2 separate regions of the Homo sapiens genome follow, and region 2 is linked to region 1. A link is a contact called in ENCODE Hi-C or POLR2A ChIA-PET data. All regions are on one chromosome and are shown on one strand. The core of a region is the stretch at or near the end of the contact, and the rest is flanking DNA. Distances in the headings are between cores, read along the strand shown.

Evidence for each region. A loop is a pair of places that touch in the nucleus more often than their neighbours do. ChIA-PET counts read pairs that join two places held with the same protein, here RNA polymerase II (POLR2A). Pooled maps may share reads with other maps.
Region 2: a loop to region 1 is called in a map of mammary epithelial cell, with 8 times the contacts of the local background. The contact joins two enhancer-like sites. A Hi-C loop is called at or near these places in 5 of 168 maps with a recorded cell type or tissue (Caco-2, Calu3, MCF 10A and 2 more) and 15 of 50 pooled maps. POLR2A ChIA-PET finds 5 or more read pairs at or near these places in 4 of 52 experiments (K562, OCI-LY7, PC-3 and 1 more).

Annotation. Positions count from the first base shown.
Region 1 is chr5:157,913,866-157,917,883 of GRCh38, forward strand. No RefSeq gene overlaps it. Among named protein-coding and RNA genes, the nearest start is that of CLINT1, 57 kb to the left of the region's middle. Within about 2 kb of position 1,991, at least 13 of the 41 ENCODE cell types and tissues checked have a DNase peak (open chromatin) inside an H3K27ac peak, as active enhancers do.
Region 2 is chr5:157,996,060-158,000,068 of GRCh38, forward strand. No RefSeq gene overlaps it. Among named protein-coding and RNA genes, the nearest start is that of CLINT1, 140 kb to the left of the region's middle. Within about 2 kb of position 2,057, at least 3 of the 41 ENCODE cell types and tissues checked have a DNase peak (open chromatin) inside an H3K27ac peak, as active enhancers do.

The DNA of each region.
Region 1 (4,018 bases), core at 741-3,240:
CCATATTCTATTGCTTCAAGCAGGTGATGAGGCCAAGCCAGATTCACAAAGTGGGGAAACAGATTCTGCCTGTGTATATACTAGGGCTGGGTGGAATTATTGAGGCTAGCTTTGCAAATCAGTTAACACACTGGACCTGAATAAAAAAGAGTAATGAAATCTGGCTTGTGCCTAGCGCCAAAGGTGTAATATTAAATGAAATAACATTCACAAAGTGTCTTGAGCCACTTTACAGAAAAGTGCTGTGCAATTAAGGTGGAGGTGCAAATTTCTACTATAAACAGAAGTAGTTTTTGTTTGTCATCATGATGTGTAAAATCAATTAGGTGGATTTAATCTGATTTGGAAGGTATGTTTGCAATGATCAGATAGAATACAGGCAATATTTATTCGGCATACATGCGATTCACTGCGAAGAATTCTGGAGAAGTCATTCAATAGAGCAGCTGAAATTGAACTGAGGCACACAGCCGGCTGGCTGGGAGGAGGTGCCAAAGGATTAAGATGCTGTGGGCAGGGTGAACAAATTGGCTTCAAATACGAGACCCAAATTGAGAGTCAAAAGAATGGATGCTCCTAATGACAGGTGTTGATTTGCAACTGAGCTGCTTCTCACATAAACAACCCTGAGAAGCATAGACCTAGGTGGGTAACAGCCAAGATTTGTTTATCTAACAAAGGTTAATGATTCTCCAAGCCACACCAGGTAGACATGCTAGTTATTAGTGTTTATTGTTATTTCCTTATCTCTAAAGGCGTTAAGTCTCTGACTGTTAGCTGGGATAAACTGGACTTTATGTCTCCATGAGGTTTGTGTCTTAGAATGGCTTTGGTGTGTCTGTTTCCGGGTGATAGATTCAGAAAATGGCCAAGGGAACACTGCAACTGATAGGAGAGGGATGGAAAAATCCCTGAACTTAAAATACTGCACCCAGAAGAGGAATGGCAGTGATATCAGATTGGGATGTAGAAGACTTTGCTTTATTTTTTTATTTTATTTTATTTTAGAGACAGAGTTTCGCTCTTGTTGCCCAGGCTGCAGTGCATTGGCACAATCTTGGCTCACTGCAACCTCCACCTCCCGAGTTCAAGCGATTCTCCTGCCTCAGCCTCCCGAGTAGCTGGGATTACAGGCGTGTGCCACCACGCCTGGCTAAGCTTTGCTTTACTCTCCCTCTGCTACTCACCAGCTATGCAACCTTAGATGTTTCCCCCTTCACCCCCGCAGCAGGTAGTACGTCCGTGGTTCTCTTGAATCTAATGACTGAATTCCATCTCTCCTACCATTATCCAGGTCTTTATCAACTGTCTTTATTTTTTATTTTAGAGACAAGGTCTTGTTCTGTCACCCAAACTTAAGTGCAGTGTTACTATCTAGCTTGCTACAACCTCAAACTCCTGGGCTCAAGCAATCCTCCTACCTTGCTTTGGCATCCTGAGTAGCTGGGATTACTGGTACACACCACCACATCTGGCTATTTTTTTTAATTTGTATTTTTTGTTGAGATGGTATCTTACTATGTTGTTCAAGCTGGTCAGCTACCTTTTGGGTTAAAGCAATGCCTGTCTAGAGTTCATATCCGATCATGTCACTCTTCCATGGCTCCCCATTTCCTCTCCAACTCCTGAGGTTGGCACACAAGACTTTTCATGATTTGGGCCTGTCCGTCTCTCTTGGTTGACATCTTGCCAATCCTCTCTCTCTACAGTAGGTTGATTTGGAGGCCAAAAAAAAAAAAAAAAAAGACCAAATTCTCCCTCCTTGTGTTCACATGATTTGCAAAAATGTTGTGCAGCTTCTCTCATCAAGGGGTGGAGTCTATTTCCCTGCCCCTTGACTCTAGTCTGGCTATGTGACTTGCTTTGGCTTTTTAAATACACTGGAAGTGGTCCTGTGTCAATTCTGGGCCTAGGTCTCAAGAGGTCTGGAGTACTTCTGCTCTCTCTTGGAACCCTGCCACCACCGTGTGGACAGGCCAGGCTGCTGGAGAATGGGAGCTGATTTGGAAGACAGCCCAGTCGTCACAGCCAAGGCTATCCTAGACCAGTCTACAGCTAGCGGATGCCTAGGCATGCAAAAGAGAGCCGCCTGCCCAGCTCTCAGCTGACTGCCAATACATGAATGAGCCTAACTGAAACAAGAACTGCTCAACTGACCCATAGACTCATGAGCAACAATAATGCTGTTATTATTTCAAGCCACTGAGTTTTGCCATGGTTTGTTATATAGCAATAGCTAATTGGTACACCCTTAATTCCATTTCTGTACACTGTGGGCTCTAGCCAGGCTACATCTTTTGCCGTTTTCTGTGTGTACCATCCTCATTTTTACCTTTTGGCCTTTGAACAGGTGGGTTCCTCTGGCTGAGATGCTCTTATCTTCCAATTTTACACTCTGCTTGGCTAAAGTGTATTCATGTTTCATGATTTGGCATAGATGTGTCTTCTTCCAGCAAGTTTTGCTTCTCTCTCATCATGACTAGGTTAGCTGTCACTGCTGGCAAAAGATCCCTTCTGGACCTAACTCTAGTGAGGCTCCTCTAAATCCTGTAGGCCTTGAGCTTCAGTGTCCATCCTTGCTGGACTCACATCACTCAGTTTTAGCAAGAATCTTGTTAAGTTAGCGCAGTGGTTTGAATGTGTCCCCAAAAGTTCATGTGTTGGAAACTTAATCCCCAATGCAGCAGTGTTGGGAGATGGGGCCTAATAAGAGGCGATTTGTTCATGAGGGCTCCACCCTCATGAATGGATTAATGCTGTTATCACAGGAGTGCTTTTGTTATCATGAGAATGAATTTATTTAAAAAGTGAGCTCAGGCTGGGTGCAGTGGCTCACGCCTATAATCCTAGCACTTTGGGAGGCTGAGGTGGGTGGATTGCCTGAGCTCAGGAGTTCAAGACCCACCTGGGCAACATGGTGAAATCCCGTCTCTACTAAAATACAAAAAAAAAAAAAAAAAAAAAAAAAAAATTAGCCGGGCATGGCAGCGTGTGCCTGTAGTCTCAGTTACTCGGGAGGCTGAAGCAGGTTAATTTCTTGAACCTGGAAGGAGGAGGTTGCAGTGAGCCGAGATCGCGCCACTGCACTCCAGCCTGGGTGACAGAGCGAGACATCCGTCTCCAAAAAAAAAAAAAAGAAAAAAAAGTGACCGCAGCCTCTTCTCTTGCCTTTTCACCTTCTGCCATGGGATGATGCAGCAAGAAGGCCCTTTCCAGATGCGGGCCCCTTGACCTTGGACTTCCCAGCCTCCAGTACTGTAAGAAATATTTCTTTTCTTTCCTTTTTTTAAATTTTTTTGAGACAGAGTCTTGCTCTGTCACCTAGGCTGGAGCGCAGTGAGATAATCATGGCTCACTGCAGCCTTGACCTCCTGGTCTCAAGCAATCCTCCCACCTCAGCTCCCTGAGTAGCTGGGACCACAGGTGTGTGCCACAATGCCTGGCTAATTTTTTATTTTTAGTAGAGACAAGGTCTCACTATGTTGCCCGGGCTAGTCTTGAACCCTTAGGCTCAAGCAATCCTCCTGCCTCAACCTCCCAAAGTGCTGGGATTACAAGTGTGAGCCACTGCACCCAGCTATTTCTTTTCTTTATAACTTACCCAGTCTGTGGTATTCTGTTATAGCAACACAAAATCAACTAAGACAGTAAGTTTACAGAGAATCCTCACCCTTGATATCTGATCACCCTGGCCTGCCTTTAGCAAGAATCCTGTTAGGCTAATTTAGCAAGAATTATCCTACCCTCCTAGTGATTTCCCATCCATTCATGCCTCTGCCCTGCTTCTTGGCCAAAATCCCCATTTTTTTGTTGTTGTTGTTGTATTTGGAGTTGTGCCCAATCTCCCTCCCCTACTACAAAACCCCATTACAGTAGTCTTTTGAATAAAGTGTTCCTTATCAGGATCAAAATAATTCTTTTTATTTACCACTGTCATGCAGCCACCCAACAGGTTAATTTGCCACTGGCCAGATACAGACAATTTATCAAGACAGGAATTGCAATATAGAAAGACTTT
Region 2 (4,009 bases), core at 807-3,306, 82 kb after region 1:
AAAAAAAGTATTATCTGTATGTGTATATCAATGACACAACCACAATGTGAAAGTTTAAGAGCTTTTAGCACTCACTACAACCCCATGCACCCATCACTCAGATTCAATAATGATCTGATGAGCCATCTTGTTTCATTTCTACTCCTACTACCTTCCTGTCTCTATAGACTTATTTTGGAATTATTTACTTTGAAGTAATTTCAAGCTTGCAAAAAAATTGCAAGTATAGTTTGGAGAATACCCAAATACTCTTTGTTTAAATTCACTATTTTTAAAAATCTTATCATGCTCCCTCATGTGCAATGTTTGTGTATATATATCTGTATGTGTTTACAGATATATGTGCATGTAGACATAAAATCGTTAATTTTTGGACCATCTGACAGTAGGCTGCATGGCTAAGGCCTCTTTACTTCATGTATATGTATATGTGTGTTAAGAGACAGAGTACAAATACAGCAAAATGTTAACCATTATTGAAATTAAGTGGTGGCTATAGAGGTATTCATTGTACTATTCTTTCAATTTCTATGTATTTAAAAATTATCAAAATAAAAAATAGGAAAAGAAAAAATATTACCATTGTCTTGATGTGCAGTCGTGATCACCCTGCTTTTAAGAAATTTCCAATCATGGCTGGGCATGGTGGCTCACGCCTGTAATCTCAGCACTTCGGGAGGCCAAGGCGGGCAGATCACTTGAGGTCAGGAGTTAAAGACCAGCCTGGCCAACATGGTAAAACCCCGTCTCTACTAAAGATACAAAAATTAGCTGGGTGTGGTGGTGTGCGCCTATAATCCCAGCTATTCAGGAGGCTGAGGGAGAAGAATTGCTTGAACCCAGGAGGTAGAGGTTGCAGTGAGTCGAGATCACGCCACTGCACTCCAGCCTGGGGGACAGAGTGAGACTCCATCTTAAGAGAAAAAAAAGAAATTTCCGATCCCCGAATTTCCTATAATTCGGGGAAATTACGGAAAAACTATTTGCATTATAAAGAAATGTTCATGTTCTGGGAAAAATATCTCCTCAAGTCTTCTTCAAATAATAGCAATTAAAATGATCCAATGAAGGCATACAGTTCAGCTGTAGAGGAAATGAAATTAGCCCAAGAGAACAAATCTTTTCTTTCCCTTCTCCCTTCCTTTCTTCCTTCATCTTTCCCTAGTTTGCTAAAATTTTTTAAAAAGCTCTTGTTTTCAGATTATAAAGTCACGGTAAAAAAAAGTTCAGACAATAATGAAAGGGGTAAAGAAGACATTAAAATTATCCACGACGTTACATTCTAAAAATAATAGTGAAAACAGCACAAAACACTGTTCTAAACACATTCATACTTTACTAATACCCCAAGGAAGTAGTTTCTACTATCATTCATATTTTACAGGTGGGGAAGTTGAGGCACAAAGGGGTTGAGTAAATTTCCTAAGATGAAAGTCCAGCTCCACCTAAGATTTGTAAGAGCTTGAATTCGAACTCAGGCAATCTGACTCTAAAACCTGTGCTCTTCACCACTATCCGACCCCACCTTGCTGAGAAAAAGGCACTTCGAACCCTTTGGTAAATATTCTTTTGTACAGATGTGCACTCTTGCTCACATACACACAAGTGCACACATATACAATCACGCACGTGATCATATGCATATACCCAGACATGTGCACATACATGTCACTAACACACATATGAGCACATCCACATTTTACAAAACAATCATTTTATTTATGGCAGTTGACATGGTTAGGCTTTGTGTCCCTACCGAAATCTCATCTTGAATTGTAATCCCCATAATCTCCACCTGTCAAGGTTGGGAGCAGGTGGAGGTAATTGAATCTTGGGGGCGGTTCCCCTATGCTGTTCTCGTGATAGTGAGTGAGTTCTTAGGAGATCTGATGGTTTTATAAGCGTCTGGCGTTTCCCCTGCTTGCATTCACTCTGTCCTGCCGCCCAGTGAGGAAGGTTCCAGCTTCTCCTTTGCCCTCCGCCATGACTGTAAGTTTCCCGAGGCTTCCCCAGCAATGTGGAACTGTGAGTCAATCAAACCTTCTTCCTTTATAAATTACCCGGTCTCAGATATTTCGTCATGGCAGTGTGAGAACAGACTAATACAGTGCTTCATGACTCATGTTTTACATACAAAAGTAGGCAGGAGAGTTTAACGAACCCCTGTTTTGAGTGAAACAATGAACTTTACTGTCTACAGCACCTGAGAGGCCCAGAAAGGAGAGGACCAGCAAGGGGACTACTGACTTGGGTTCCTTTGTGGCGGCCTTGCTATCCAGGCTCAGATTGCAGGCACGGCTTCCATGATGCAACCACAGTGTGAGTGTTTAGTTTTTAGCACTCACTACAACCACATGTGCCAGTCACTCAGATTCAATAATAATTTGATGACTCATCTTGTTTCATCTCTACTTCCAGTACTTTTTCCTCTCTATAGATTTTTTGGAATTATTTACTTTGAAATAGCTTCATACTTGCAGGAGTATTACTAGTATAGAAAATACCCAGCTGGGCCGGGTGTGGTGGCTCACGCCTGTAATTCCAGCACTTTGGGAGGCCGAAACCGGAAGGCGGAGGTTGCAGTGATCTGAGGTTGTGCCACTGCACTCTAGCCTGGGCAATGAGAGCAAAACTCTGTCTCAAAAAAAAAAAAAAAAAAAAAAAAAAAAAAGAAAGAAAATACCCAGCTGGGCGTGGTGGCTCACACGTGTAATCCCAGCACTTTGGGAGGCCTAGGCGGGTGGATCACCTGAGGTCAGGAGTTCGAGACCAGCCTGGACAACATGGTGAAACCCCGTCTCCACTAAAAATACAAAAAATTAGCTGGGTGTGGTGGTGGACACCTGTAATCCCAGTTACTTGGGAGGCTGAGGCAGGAGAATCACTTGAGTCTAGGAGGTGGAGGTTGCAGTGAGCCAAGATCTCACTACTGCACTCCAGCCTGGGTGACAGAGGGAGACTCCATCTTAAAAGAAAATACCAAATGCCCTTTATCCAAATTCACTAATTTTTAACCTCTTGCCATATATGCTTTATAATTCTCTCTCTCTGATTTGCTCTATATATGTATATATATATCTGTATGTGTATATACTTGTGTGTATATGTGTATATATATATATAAAATCATTAATTTTTGGGTCATCTGACAGTAGGCTGCGTGGCTAAGGCAGCTTTACTTCATACTTCAATGTCCGTTTCCTGAGAACAAAGATATTTTCTTACATAGCCGTAGTAACTAAATGGAGGAAAGTTAATTGATAGCAATACTTAACATCTATGGTCCGTATTCCAGTTTTGTCAATTGTCCCAATAATGTCCCTTATAATATTTTTTTAACGCCTAGTCCAGGATCTAGTCCAAGATCATGCATAACATTTGGCTGTCATGTCTTGTTGGTCTCCTTTCATTGGAACTGTTCTTTAGCCTTTCTTTGCCTTTGATGACATTGACATTTTGGAAGAATAAAGGCTATTTATCTTACAGAATGTTCTTCAACTTGGGTTTATCTTAAGTTTTCTCTTGGCTATGTTCAGGTTAGGTCTTCCTGGCCAGAATGCTACTGGTCCAGGACGTTGTGTCTGTCCCCAGAAATCACATCTGTGGGTACACAATGTCCATTGATGATGGTAATTTTCATCACTGGGTCAAGGTATTGTCCAGTTTCCCTGTGGTATGACATGCTTTTAAACATTTAATAACATATGCTATTTTTTTAAAGCAAGAAAAGCAAGACCTACAGCATTATTTTTCGTTATGGTGGTATTGCTACCACCATTATCACCATCATCACATCACCATCATGCAAGACTTCTATGTTGGGTGCTGTGTACCTGCTTTACCTGCTTTACTACAAAATCACAACTGCTCTGTGAATAAGAGGAACATGTGGCTGAGTGTGATTAAGTAACTTGCCAAAGGCTGAATAGAGCTCAAACCTGGCTGGCTGGCTGTGATTGTTTTTTATGCAGTTCTCTAACTTTATATGTTTTGCTTTTTTCTCAGTGTT